3 separate regions of the Homo sapiens genome follow, and all the other regions are linked to region 2. Evidence: chromatin contacts called from ENCODE Hi-C or POLR2A ChIA-PET data. All regions are on one chromosome and are shown on one strand. The core of a region is the stretch at or near the end of the contact, and the rest is flanking DNA. Distances in the headings are between cores, read along the strand shown. Region 1 overlaps PIK3R6 (phosphoinositide-3-kinase regulatory subunit 6). Region 2 overlaps STX8 (syntaxin 8). Region 3 holds the start of CFAP52 (cilia and flagella associated protein 52).

Region 1 (4,559 bases), core at 310-2,809, 430 kb before region 2:
TGTCAGGCTTAGTTTTCTTGGCTAGTCATTAGAATGCGAACTCGGCAAATACTGGGATGGGGCGTGTCTCCTTCACTGCAGCATGTCCAGCATCTAGGGCAGCAGCCACTCAGTGGACAATGAATACCTATTTTAGATAAATATTTGATGAATGAATGAAAGTGAAGAATATTGCCAAAAGCCACGTGGCCATGAAGGATAGAACCAGGGCTAGAGCCCAGATCTCAACCTGGGGCGTGGGGTCATGGCCACTTCCCCTGACGTCCGCATGCCTTCCTTTCCCCTCTGTAAACCTCACAGAACCCCCCTCTGTCTTTGTGAAATAAAATGAACACAAACTTCTGTCTGGGGCGGCCTGGGTTAATAATGAACACGGGGCAGCCTCGAAAGAAAAGAAATCTCACAGATAAAGACTAAAAGAGAAGTGTAAGATACCAGGAATTTTTGTGGCAAATGGAGAGTGCTTCTGGGCTGATTTTTAATTGAAAGTAAAATTCCCCTTTGGGAGGCTGAGGCAGGCGGATCACAAGATCAGGGATCGAGACCATCCTAGCTAACATGGTGAAACCCCGTCTCTACTAAAAATACAAAAAATTAGCTGGGTGTGGCGGCAGGTGCCAGTAATCCCAGCTACTTGGGAGGCTGAGGCAGGAGAATCGCTTGAATCCGGGAGGCAGAGGTTGCAGTGAGCTGCAATCGTGCCACTGCACACCAGCCTGGGCAACAAGAGTGAAACTCTGTCTCAAAAAAAAAAAAAAAAAAGGGAAAGTAAAATTCTAAGAAACTTTACCAGTAACTGTCAGAAAGCCTCCCTATTCATTTGCTCATTCCTTCATTCACTCACGCATTCACTCATCAAACATTTATTCAGCGTTTCTATATATTTGTGCAGGTGCTGCTTCCTTGCTCCTCCCACAGGAGACCTTTGTGGTCGATTTCCTGTCCTTTGGGGCTGCTGACCACACCAGTGTGGGGGAAGAGCCCCCAGGGGATGAGCTTGCACGTAGACAGGAAATGGAAATAGAAGCAGCTCATTCTTAAAATGCATCAACATCAAATGTGTCTTCGTTTCAGGAATGAGAAGAATTTTTTAGGAAATAAAGCTTGCCCTTTCAAGCACCAAACCATGCCTCTGAATGTTTTCTCAATTAATCTTTTTTTTTTTTTTTTTTTTTTTTTGAGACAGTTTTGCTCTTGTCGCCCAGGCTGGAGTGCAGTGACGCGATCTCGGCTCACTGCAACCTCCGCCTCCTGGGTTCAAACGATTCTCTTGCCTTAGCCTCCCTGAGGCTAGGAATTACAGGCACCCGCCGCCACCCCTGGCTAATTTTTGTATTTTTAGTAGAGACAGGGTTTCGCCATGTTAGCCAGGCTGGTCTCGAACTCCTGACCTCAGGTGATCCACCCACCTCGGCCTCCCAGAGTGCTGGGATTAGAGGCGTGAGCCAGGCGCCTGGCTGTTTTCTCAATGAGTCTCAATGGAAGCTCATTGTATGCACCGTGCCATAAAACGGTGGCGATGGCAGGAGCTATCAGTAGGCGAGGGTAGCCCTATCCTACATTGAGTGGCTGTTACTGTTTGACTTCTCATGTATGATTCCTCATTTCAGCAGCACCAGCTGTGTTCTGCACTTAGTGGGTGAGTGGAGGCTGCAGTCCAGCCCACCGCTCTGCTGGCCTTTTTGTAATTTACTCAGGCAGGGAGGGTGAGGTTTTGCAATTCATCCATCCAAAGAGGAACTTGCTGTAATTTGTCTACTCAGAGGGGTGCCTCTTTCTGATTTGAACAAAGTGCCTTCTGTGTTGGCTGCAGCCCTGCCTGGGCTGTGTCTGCTCCTCCACCCAACTGCCAGTTTGCTGAAGGCTGGGAAGCCGGAATAAGCACATGCAATTGTCTTGTATGTAAAATGAAGAAACAAAGCCTGAGAACTGATCAATGAAAAGAGCATCAAACTTCCATCCATGGACTTGCAACTTCTATTTGCTCAGAGGGCCCTCTGGCTGTCTTCTGAGTTCCTGGCAGTGTTTTGGGTGGCTGAGGTTGGTGAGTAAATCAAAGAGCCTCTTCAGAACATAATCCATGGGGCAGAAATTGCACAAGACCTGAGAGGTTAGAGATGAATGAATGAGACATAGTCCTTGCCCCCTGGGGTGCGTGGTCTACCAGTCTGTCACCTCATAATGACCGCAGGGTGGCTGTACTTGCCCAAGACCCCTGGAACAGACGTCACACACCTATGGCCCACCATTAGCACACTGAAACTGTCTCACCGCCCCATGCACGCAGCATGCTTGTGATGGTTTATGTGTCAACTTGACCAGGCCAAGGGAGGCCCAGATGGCTGGTGAAGCATTATTTCTGGAGGTGTCCATGAGGCTATTTCCAGGAAAGATGAGCATCTGAATGCAGGGAGTGAGTCAAGATCTGCCCTCAGCCATGTGGGTGGGCATCACGTGATCTGCTGAGGGCCTGAATAGGAGAAGAGGGAGGAGGAAGGGCAGATGTGCTCTCTGTGCTTCAGCTGGGACATCCATCCTGCCCTTGGACAAAATCAGCGCTCTTGGTTCTCCAGCCTTCGGACTTGGACTGAGACTGACGCCGTCATCTTCCCTGGTTCTCAGGCCTTTGGACTCAGACTGGAATTACACCACTGACTTTCCTGGGCCTCTAGTTTACAGACCACGGATTACAGACTTCTCAGCCTCCACAATCACAGGAGCCAATCCCTGCTAATACATCCTTTTGTTCTCTACCCACTCCCCACCCACCTCCCAGTCTCTCTCTCTATCCTATTTGTTGTGTTCCTCTGGAGTGGCCTGACTAATACAATGCTTAAGAAGACTAACCATTTCGCAGACTCATGTAAGAGACTCTCAGAGACTTTGCTCTGTCTAGTATATTTTTAAAATTCACTTTTCACATAAAAAACCATGCGTATGGTAAAAATCTGAAAGGCACAGATAGCTATGCAGTGAAAAGCCAGACTCCTTCTTAGCTATCCTCTGGCCCAAGGGTCCCCAAACCCCAGGCTGCGGATGGGCACTGATCCGTGGGCCGTTAGGAACTAGGGACACAGCAGCAGGTGAGTGGCTGGTGAGCCACCAGGACCGCCTGAGCTCCGCCTCCTGGGGCGGGGGGCGGTGTGGGCATAAGATTCTCATAGAAGCTCGAACCCTATTGTGAACTGCGCATGCAAGGGATCCAGGCTGCCCGTTTCTTAAGAGAATCTAATACCTGATGATCTGAGGTGGAGCAGTTTCATCCCGAATCCATCCCCATCCCCAGCCCCAGCCCCAGCCCCCTTCCCCACCCAGTAAACCCCTACCCACCCCCAAACCCCTTCCGTGGAAAAATTGCCTTCCATGAAACTGGTTCCTGGTGTCAAAAAGGTTGGGGACCACTGCTCTGGCCCATCAGTTTCCTTCCCCAGGAGAAGCCACAGTTTTTGGAAATTTGAATCTGTGGCCAACATTTAAAAGTCATATTTCATATAAAAATCAAGATTTCCAGCTTTTGCTTAAAATAAGTAACTGGAAGATCTAGCAACACCAGACCCACAATCTCGTGTGGCAACAATTAGCTGGAGTTGACATGCAGCTTCCCTGTAGAAGGGCCATGTGCTCCCCAGGGCTTCAGTGTCCCTATTGAGTTCACAATGGGGACTCTGAAGCCGGGGGCAGTGCCAGGCACACCACACCAGCACTATCAGCCTGTCCACATCATCATTTATGCTACCTATTGGGCTCTTGAAAGCAGACACGGGCCGGGCACGGTCACGCCTGTAATCACAGCATTTTGGGAGGCCAAGGCAGGTGGATCACAAGGTCAGGAGTTCAAGACCAGCCTGGCCAACATGGTGAAACCCCGTCTCTACTAAAAATACAAAAATTACCTGGGTGTGGTGGTCCCAGCTACTCAGGAGGCTGAGGCAGGAGAATTGCTTGAATCTGGGAGGCAGAAGTTGCAGCGAGCCAAGATCGCGCCACTGCACTCCAGCCTGGGTGACAGAGTGAGACTCTGTCTCAAAAAAAAAAAAAAAAAAGAAAGAAAGAAAGCAGACGTGTTGGCAATCCATGTTCTATATTGTGGTTCAAGTTGTGGTTCACAAAGAGAAAAGTTAATTGCAGAATGTCTGAAATGGGCTGGGCATTAGGGTTGCCACACAGGGCCCATAGAAGTCTTTCAACAAACACAGTGCATCTCTGTACTTCTCCCTAGCACCCGATGCCCTATACAGCAATCCTCCCTTATCTGCAGTTTCACTTTCTGCAATTTCAGTTGCTCAAGGTCAACTGTGGTCCAAAAATATTAAATGAAAAATTCTAGAAAGAAATGACTCCTAAATTTTAAATTGCACACTGTTCTGAGGAGCATGATGAAACCTCTCACCGTTCTGGTCTGTCCTGCCCGGAATGTGAAGCGTCCCTTTGTTCAGTGGGTGTACACAGTGTGTGCTACCTGACTGTAAGCCACTTGCTAGCCATCATGGTTATCAGATAAACTGTCGTGGTATCACAGTGCTTGTGTTCAAGTCACCCTTATTTTACTTACTCATGGC
Region 2 (4,643 bases), core at 930-3,429:
CTTCCTTTGGAGAGTGGGGTGTAGGGGAAGGAAGGTGAAACAGGTGACTCTTGCTTTCTGTTTTCTCTTTTGAAATACACCCTGCACTATTTGTCTTTTTAAATTATGCCATTATTTTGACTCATCACCAGGTGAAAGTCTATGTCAAATGCATGCCACTGTGTGTGGATTGAGGGCAGGTGTAGGGCAGGATGGGGGTGAGTGCCACCTGCATCTGAACGCCATGGAACACGCAGGTATTGGGTGTTAGAGACAGAAGAGAACACACATTCATTACACTCTCCTCTTGGCTGCTCAGCAAGCACGTGTGCGCGTATACGCACAAACACACACACAGGTATATACAATTTCAAGCAAATTTGATACATTTATCAAAATATAATTATCCCAAGCACAACCAAAACTGCATTCACTTCCTTCCCAACGGGAGAAAAATCTCAAATCACATCTTGCTACAGTATAGCGAGGGAAGGAGGGGCCTCTGTGGTACAAGTCCCAGATCTCTGGTTAATGGTCATCTTCTCAACCCAGTTCATAAATAGTTCTCCATATTATGACCAAGTAATTTAGTTATTTCCAATATATCCGATATATACCTGTAGACAAATGCCCTGAGGATGCTACCAAAAGCTCCTGTTTGGAAAAGGGGAAAGGCACACATTGCCACCCAGTCCAGGACGTACATGCTTCTTATTAGGGTGCAGTAACCCTGTCCCCTGGGAGGCTCATTCTTGTCTAATGTCCTCTGCTGAAAAAGACAACCCTTTGGGGGTTTCCGCACTACCTAAGGTCAGCTTCAAAAAGGGAATGTTGCATAGCCATGGTGAACATGGAACAAGTTCTAGGAAGAAATGAGGATCCAGAAGTAGAATCAACCCGAACAAATATTACTGTCAACCAAATAGAGTTTGTGTGTGTTGTATAAAATCACTGTAGAATTATATGCTTCAATTACTGAGATTAAATATTCAGTATCAGGAAAAAGCTTGCCTTTCTTAAAAAGTATGTTTTGGCTGGGCGCAGTGGCTCACACCTCCCAGCACTTTGGGAGGCCGAAGCCGAAAAGTCACCCGAGCCGAGGAGTTCACGACTAACCTGGGCAACATGGTGAAACCTCGTGTCCACTAAAAACACAAAACATTAGCTGGGTGTGGTGGTGGGTACCTGTAGTCCCAGCTACTCAGGAGGGAGGGAGGATCACCTAAGCCTGGGAATTTGAAGCTGCAGTGAGCCATGATCACGCCACTGCACTCCAGCATGGGCGATGGGAGTGAGACTCGGTCTCAAAAAAAAAAAAAAAAAAAGTATGTTTCTTTCCTTTCCTATTAAATACTTCCATTGTGGTACACATCATATTTCCCTTTCTGTGTTGGTTTTCCAAGATTCTATCCTCAGTGCTAAATTTAATGCTCAAATATGGTATTAGTTTAGGAATTGGACATATTTTATTTACGTTCTCTTCTACATGTAAACATTTTCTATTCTTTAACAGCTTTGAGATTTTATATATACATACATCTTTTATTGTAAACTACCCATGTCCTCTTTGGAATACATAGGTCACAAATTATAAATAAAATCTATCTTGGGATAGGATTTGAGCTATCTTTGCTAAACTGCCCTACAAGATTCCTAGAGATTGAGGTTGGGGAAGAAACTGGGCTTTGAACAGTCCAAAGGCTCCGCTAGCCAGTCTTTATTGCTTGCTGTTTTATCTTAAGTCTGGTTCTGCAGGCTAAACTCTGTGAACGTATTCATTTATTTATGCTTTTGTGTATATTTTGGTGTTGTTTCCAAGGAAAAGTTCTCTTTCAAATCCTCCCGCCTTGCCTTAGTTGAACTAAGGAGAAGTGGGATTTTCTCCTGTGTTGATGTGTTCCTGAGTGTTGGATGGGGTGCTGCCAGCTAACCAGACCAGGACTAGAGCTAAGGAAGAAGCTGCTGGAGCTGGGGCAGAGGCACTGGGAATCCAGGAGGTACAGGACTGGCCCAGAGGTGGATGGACGGAGTCCCTGCCCACAGGGCAATTCCTTTACACAAAGAAGAACCTCAGACAAATAAATGGGTACTAAACATATGAACGATATAAGGGTAGAGCAAAGGCATCCTGGAAGTCAGTGTCACGGTCTCCACCGTGGGGCCTGTCCGTGGGGCTTCAGCATTCACTGGCGTGGGAGACCTGCAGCTTAGGTGTGTCACCACCGTGTGGTGGAAGGGAGAGTGACAGGCATACAGAGCCCAGTGGGTTCCCAGTTCAGAGATTTATGGTGCTTTTCTAAGCCACAGCTTGAACAAAAATAGAATCTGTTTATTAAACTTGTCTCTTTCATAACACAACACAGACTTCAGAAAGATAACTTTACAGCAGACAAAATAAAGAGGAGGCACTCATATTTCTCCAGCTACCTGCTAATGGCTAATCTCGAGCATGCTTTATTCTGAGGCCTACAGGAAGGAGTTTCCTCCTCTCACCTCCAACTAAAAAGAATCCCCTTTCTTTACTTTGGCATTGAACCCCTTCAGCAGCACAGCTCACAGTCCTGGCCCTGGCTTACTAGGGCTTGCAGAATCATCTTGCTTCACCAAGCTGGTTTGGAAGCAGCAGAATTTCCTCTTGAGCCAACAAGTCTTCCCCTCGCTGAATGCTCTCTGGCTGTTTCTAAGAATGTGCTCTGCAGTTCCCATGCCCCAAGTCCTCAGATGCCACTAGCTATTCAGCTCTCATGCCCCCCATCTTCTCTCCAAACACAAGGCCTTACACCCAACCAGCAAGCAACTCTAGGAAGATTATTTTCAAGACAGATTAAAGTAACCTGACAGAAAATAGAACAAAACATGAATATCCGGTATCATCATGGATACTGGTTGGTTAAGCAAATTTAAATTCATTTCACCAATATTATTGAATTGGGTACAATCACTAAATAACCACTGGGACACAGCAGCCAGGGACCTCCATGTCTCCTAGGTAGATAAAGAAAAATAATAATGAATAGTGAGAGCATTTACAAAGTGCCAAGCATTGTTCTGAAGAATACACATGCTATAATTCATTTCACCCTCACAAATCTCCCAATGTTGGGTAGATCCCATGAATACTTCTAGTTTCTAGGCAGTATTCTAGGAGTATCTAAGGGATGCTCGAGGTCTCACAGCTGGTAACCAATGGAGCTGGATTCCAATCCAGAAAGTCAGATTGTAGACCCCTCAAAACAGTGTCTGCAGCCACTGCCTTACACGGCTTCCTGGGGAAGTCATCCCCTACCTGTAATCAGCTTATGAGGACCTCACAGAAGATGTGGAATTTTAGAGACTTTTTTTTTTTTTAATGAGAACATTATAACTTGGGCATGAGGTAGCTATGAAGAATTCTCAAAGACCTGATTAAGGTCCTTGGATAAGTGATGACAGTGAGATAGGAGGTGTAAGAAGGTCCGGCGGTCTACCCAGAAAATGTTACCATAAAAATAGAATACTGTCATTAATTTTGAAGTGAATACGACACTTTGTACTTTGCAAAGAACCGTGACATATATGTTATCCATTTTAAGCTTTGCAGTAACCCCAGATGTCATGTTTAACTTTTTATGTGGTCACCATTTATAGTACTTTTTTTTTTTTTTGAGATGGAGTCTCTGTCTGTCGCCCAGGCTGGAGTGCAGCGGCACGATCTTGGCTCACTGCAAGCTCCGCCTCCCGGGTTCACGCCATTCTGCTGTCTCAGCCTCCCAAGTACCTGGGACTACAGGCACCCGCCACCACGCCTGGCTAATTTTTTTTTTGTATTTTTAGTAGAGACGGGGTTTCACCGTGTTAGCCAGGATGGTCTCGATTTCCTGACCTAGTGATCTGCCCGTCTCGGCCTCCCAAAGTGCTGGGATTACAGGCGTGAGCCACTGCCCCTGGCCCAAGTCTTATTTTCTCCATCTTATAGATGAAGCAAATGATGAAGATTCCACGGCTAGCCTAGAGGTGGCCTAGGGTTTGGGTCTTCTGATGTCTATTGCAGTGCTGTTGGTCACATCTTGCTAATTTGGCCCCAGGGTCAGCAAAGAACTCTTAGTGAGAGAGATGGCGTAACACAAGATAGGAAGGAAAGGAAAGATATGAAGTCTGGCTGGAAGGCCTAATGGTGATAAAGTGAAAGAGGAAGAGAACTCGTATTTTCTGAGCCCTTACTATGTGCAAAACCCTATGGTGGGCCTCAATGGCTCAGGAAAGCTGGAAATACAACAGAATCACTGAAAGAGAAGATTCCTGCATGGAAGGCAACTGTTGCTTCTCCATCAGGATCAGCTCTGAGTGAGGGTGGAACATCTGAAGCCAGGCGTTTCATAAACAGGAGCTTTGGCAGTCTTACACTCTTTAGAGCAGACAACAAGGAGCAGACAGGAATCAGGAATCGCTCCTTAGAGACTTCCAGGGATGGGAAGAATGCATGGGAAAGGATTCTTAAGAAGGTGTGTGCAGAGGAGGGTACTTCATTGATGAAACATAAGGAAGAACTAGGGGCCAGGGAAACTCTAGTGTTGGTAAGCATTATGGACTGAATCGTATCACCCCAACATTCATATGTTGAAGCCCAAATCCTCAATGTAACTGTATTTGGAGACAGGAACTTTGAAAATGTAATGAAAATGAAA
Region 3 (4,851 bases), core at 1,300-3,799, 280 kb after region 2:
AAACCCTGTCTCTACTAAAATACAAAAAATTAGCTGGGCGTGGCTGCGTGCGCCTGTAGTCCCAGCTACTCCAGAGGCTGAGGCAGGAGAGTTGCTTAAGCCCAGGAGGTGGAGGTTGCAGTGAGCCATGATCGCGCCATTGCACTCCAGCCTGGGTGACAGACAGAGCAAGACTCCGTCTCAAAAAAAAAAAAAAGAAGAAAAGAAAGTTATGCTTTCAAAGAATGTCCAATGACATAGAGAAATGCTGTTTATATTATATATATATATAAAAATATAGATTAAAATAACAAATTCATTGTAAAAAAATCATTAATGGCTATTTCCAAATTATAGAGTTAAAGATGCTATTTATTTTCCTTTTTGCAAATTTTCAATATTCTCTAAATTGAATATTCTCTATCAAGGGGTGTATATAACTGTTAAAATTAGGGATTTTGGGGTTTTTTATTTTTTTTTGAGACGGAGTTTCGCTCGTGTTGCCCAGGCTGGAGTGCAATGGCACGATCTCAGCTCACCACAACCTACACCTCCCGGGTTCAAGCGATTCTCCTGCCTCAGTCTCCCGAGTAGCTGGGATTACAGGCATGTACTACCATGCCCGGCTAATTTTGTATTTTTAGTAGAGACGGGGTTTCTCCATGTTGGTCAGGCTGGTCTCGACCTCCCGACCTCAGGTGATCTGCCTGCCTCGGCCTCCCAAAGTACTGGGATTACAGGCGTGAGCCACCACCGCGTCCGGCCTAAAATTAGGTTTAAAAAAGTAAATGCTAAATTAAATAATTGGCCCAAATAACCTAGATTCCAGGTAACTCAACTTTGTTCTTGGAATCCATTCTTCTAATATCCAGGATGTGGGCAACTTAAACAATTATAAACTATATTAGAAATAACAACATAAGACACATATTCCAACAAGAACGTTATAGAGCTGTAATATGTTTTTAATTATTAAGCAGAAAGGTCAAGTCTATGTTCAATAACAATACGTTCCTTGGGATCAAACAATATGTTCCTTGGGATCAAAAGTTGCATCTTTCATCATGCAGTCCTTGGGATTAACTGCTAAATAAATCACCCTTATCAGCTATTGTTTTACTGCAGAAGCTACTGCTAAAGGAAAAGACTTCATGATATTAACTCAAGAAAGTGCAAAATGCCTTATAAACAAGTGCACAATTTCCCTCCCAGGTTCCTGTATCTGGAAGGGCCCCCAAGATCTAGGTCTTAGCCCCAGCTGGTTACTAACTGGCTGGTGGCCATGGATTCTGAACCTCGGTTTCTCCACCTGTGAAATAAGGGGGTTTACCGGGATGGACTGACATGCTACAAAAACGTTATTTCGACTTCACTTTTATAGGAGTCCAGGGAAGCCTGCACCAGCCAGCTAGCTCCAAAACCAGGATGGGCGGGAAATCCCCGCAACGAGATGCAGCCCAGAAAAGCTAAAGGAATATTCAGAGATTTGGCGTAAGTCCTCAGCTCTCCAGCGGACCACCTGGTCTCCTTCCCGGGCCACCCTTGCAAGGACCAAGTGTGGCGGGATGTGGCTGAGCCCCCTCAGTAAAGGAAAGGTCTCGCTGCCCCTCCCCTCATCCCGAAAGGCCACCAGCGGCAATGCGAAGTGATTGCCTGCTCTCCGGAAGCCCGGCCTCCCCGAAGGTCCCTCCACGCACCGCCGCCCTCACCCGGGACTCACCAGGGGTCCGGTGCCATCCTGCAGACTCCGCCCGCCGCTCGGACTCTTCCTGCTCTTAGCAGCTGACTACGGCGGCCCGCGCGGCTCACTCCCCGCAGTTCGTCCCGTGCGCGACCGGAGCCTGGAGTTTGCAAAGTGAGTAGCTAGGGCCTCAGAACTATAATCAGAGAAAGCAAAGCGCTCCCCTGCGGACAGTACACTGGAGCAATCTACTCCCACCAAGAGACGCGAACTGCTAAGCTCAGTTAAAATTGTTAAATAGAAACAAAGCATTTTCCCAGGAAGGTGGGAGCGCTGCAAGACCTCTCTGTAGCAGTTACTTAAAAATTTATCCTGCTTCAAAAACAAAACAATAAACAAAACACTAGATTGCGGTGAGACTTGCACGCTGCGTAAACTCACTACAACCTACTTTAAGTTAACTTTATGATATGTAAATTATACCTCAACGCTTTTTAAAAAATCTTTAAAATTTTTTTCACACTGCTCCAAACAGGGGCCCAAAGAAGTATCAATTATATATATTTTTTATAGCAGCCTTCCTATCAGTCCTGTACGCCTGATTACATATTTTTTAAATGCCATTCATTCGGTGCTTGATTTTAGAGTTACTAAGAAGTCACAGACTCTACACAAGGGGATGGAGGAATTAGTTCTGCGCAGTTAGTGCCATCCCCTAAATTTCCAGAGAAATAGCACAAAAAAAAAGAAGAGGAGTCCCACCCCATCTCTCTTCCAGTCCCCATACCCCTTCATTTCCAAGAATGCTAATGAACTCGAACTCGGCAGGCTGGGTTTCTGCGCGGGCGTGGAGCTGGAGCGCATGCGCTCGTCCGTTACCATAACGACCAGAAGACGCTGCAGCCACTAGGGAGGAGAGCAAAGTAATCAGAACCTCCCAAGGATGGATAACAAAATTTCGCCGGAGGCCCAAGTGGCGGAGCTGGAACTTGACGCCGTGATCGGCTTCAATGGTGAGGCCTCCAGCATCTTTGGGCTGGCTGGTTTAGGAATTCGGAGGACGTGTAGTGCAAACAGGAATAGTGAGACACCGGGGACACCTGAAAGGCAGTGTGGGACAACGGCAGGAGCCCTGGCCAGGGACACGCACAGGAGGACCCGCACAGCCTGACCTGCCCCAAGGCCTTGGAGAGTCACTTCCTCGATCCAAGCCTCAGGGAGTGAGATGGTTTTTACCAGCTCGGACAAGCGCCAGCACCTAAAAGGGACCAAATGCCTCTTCCCCAGGCGGGCCGGATGAGTACGGGTGGTTGTAACCCTTCTCCCACTAGGTCAGCCCTTCCTGGCTCTGAACCCCACGCCGCTCGCAAAGCCCTAGGCTCCTTCGTAACCACACAGAAGGATGCTGTCTGTGTCGGCCCCTGGGACCAGCTAGGAAATCTGCTAAAATCCCAACTGGCGTACCAGTGAGAAAGGGCTGGGAGGGAACGTGTGTTTGAGCAACCCCCTGAGGGGATGTTGTTGGTCCTCTAATCCTAAGGAAGGTTTCTAAATGATGAGGATTTCAGACCAGGACAGAAGGGGAAGGGGACGCCAGGGGGAGCTAAAGCGGAGAGAAAAAGGGACTGGGCCGCTCCGCTGAAATCTTATTTGTGACTGCCTATTGTTTTGAAGATTCTGGGAAGAAAAAGCTGTGGGGTTTTATTGTTCGTTTTGAGGGGTTTTGGTTTTTTGAGGGATGAGAAAACAATGAATTAGATTTTAGGAGAAGCAAAACTTTTCAAAAATGTGTGTTGTGATGCCTGAAAGCTTTAAGAATGTGGATGCAGAACAATCACTGTCTAAAGTTTTAAGCATACTCTAGGACTTAGCTCTTGACTCTTGGTTTAACTTTAACAGTCTCCAATAGAAAGTGAGTGCTTTATACATTTCGGATATCAGATATCTTGAGAGTTGGTTACAAGATCATTGAGAAACAATTGAGCAGCCTACAGTGGGTTGCATAATGTCACTTGTTGAGCCAATGTAGAACCACACACATAGAACTCTGCAACTGAGGCCGGGGGCAGTGGCTCATGCCTGTAATCCCAGCGCTTTGGGAGGCCAAGGCAGGTAGATCACCTGAGGTCAGGAGTTCGAGACCATCCTGTCCAACATGGTGAAATCCCATCTATACTAAAAATACAAAAATTATCCGGGCGTGGTGGTAGGTGCCTGTAATCCCAGCTACTTGAGAGGCTGAGGGAGGAGAATCACTTGAACTTGGGAGGCAGAGGTTGCAGTGAGCCAAGGTCACGCCACTGCACTCCAGCCTGGGGGACAGAGCGAGACTCCGTCTCAAAAAATAAATAAATAAATAAACAAACAAACATACATATTCAACAGGTTATAGGAGGAGCTATGAATACTCATGAAGGTGGTCCCAACACATGTGTATTGAACAAACATTGATGTAATATATCACTCATATTCACCTTGGGATGGAGACCTAACATTTAAATGTATTACAATTAGGTCCTATATGTCAAAAGGCCTTTTCAGGACATGACGGCACGTTAAGTGGGAAGCCTCAGTAAACTGGCCAGAGGTAGTCCGTGGTGAGTGGTCTTCTTGCCAGGAGAACATTACTGAAATCACTCTGTTGTCCAATCAAAATTGTTCTTATGGCGGGTTGAACAGGGCTTCAGTTAGTAAGTGCCTATGAACTGGACAGGTTGCAGTTGTTTTCATATTGCTTATCTCAAGATAAGTGCTTGTTTAGCTGCCAGAGAAAAAGAAAAACCTTGTGGCAGTGTATAGTTTATTTTATTTATTTATTTTGAGACGGTGGAGTCTCGCTCTGTTGTGTAATGGCACAATCTCGGCTCACTGCAACCTCCACCTCCTGGATTCAAGCTATTCTCCTGCCTCAGCCTCCAGAGTAGCTGGGATTATAAGCACCCACCACCACGCCTGGCTAATTTTTGTATTCTTAGTAGAGACGGGGTTTCACCAAGTTGGCCAGACTAGTCTCCAATTCCTGACCTCAGGTGATCCACCCGCCTTGGCCTCCCAAAGTGCTGGGATTACAGGCTTGAGCCACCACACCCAGCCACAGGGTGGAGGGGTGCATGGCCTTAGGTCCTGTTTATAATTTGATATCTTATTGCCACACAGTCTGTCAATCTTATGATCTCTATTTTAACATTAAT

What was found. Hi-C counts contacts between places; a loop is a spot of excess contacts on that map. ChIA-PET counts read pairs that join two places held with the same protein, here RNA polymerase II (POLR2A). Pooled maps may share reads with other maps.
Region 1: a map with no recorded cell type shows a loop between it and region 2 (19-fold over the local background). The contact joins two enhancer-like sites. A Hi-C loop is called at or near these places in 5 of 37 single-sample maps with no recorded cell type and 4 of 50 pooled maps. POLR2A ChIA-PET finds 5 or more read pairs at or near these places in 1 of 52 experiments (HEK293T).
Region 3: a loop to region 2 is called in a map with no recorded cell type, with 5 times the contacts of the local background. The contact joins the promoter of CFAP52 here to the enhancer-like site in region 2. A Hi-C loop is called at or near these places in 1 of 37 single-sample maps with no recorded cell type and 8 of 50 pooled maps. POLR2A ChIA-PET finds 5 or more read pairs at or near these places in 1 of 52 experiments (HepG2).

What each region holds. Positions count from the first base shown.
Region 1 is chr17:8,857,157-8,861,715 of GRCh38, forward strand. All of the region lies in intron 1 of PIK3R6 (phosphoinositide-3-kinase regulatory subunit 6), which reads right to left. Among named protein-coding and RNA genes, the nearest start is that of PIK3R6, 8.2 kb to the right of the region's middle. RefSeq lists an enhancer at 2,284-2,543. Within about 2 kb of position 1,560, at least 8 of the 41 ENCODE cell types and tissues checked have a DNase peak (open chromatin) inside an H3K27ac peak, as active enhancers do.
Region 2 is chr17:9,290,157-9,294,799 of GRCh38, forward strand. The region is part of intron 7 of STX8 (syntaxin 8); the gene reads right to left. Among named protein-coding and RNA genes, the nearest start is that of NTN1, 270 kb to the left of the region's middle. RefSeq lists an enhancer at 99-208. Within about 2 kb of position 2,180, at least 10 of the 41 ENCODE cell types and tissues checked have a DNase peak (open chromatin) inside an H3K27ac peak, as active enhancers do.
Region 3 is chr17:9,574,093-9,578,943 of GRCh38, forward strand. CFAP52 (cilia and flagella associated protein 52) reads left to right here and starts at 2,550. Exons shown (of 14, transcript NM_145054.5): 1 at 2,550-2,673. The coding sequence starts at 2,604. It overlaps STX8 (syntaxin 8), which reads right to left and starts at 1,728. Exons shown (of 8, transcript NM_004853.3): 1 at 1,700-1,728. The coding sequence starts at 1,716. RefSeq lists enhancers at 1,711-1,890, 2,683-2,812.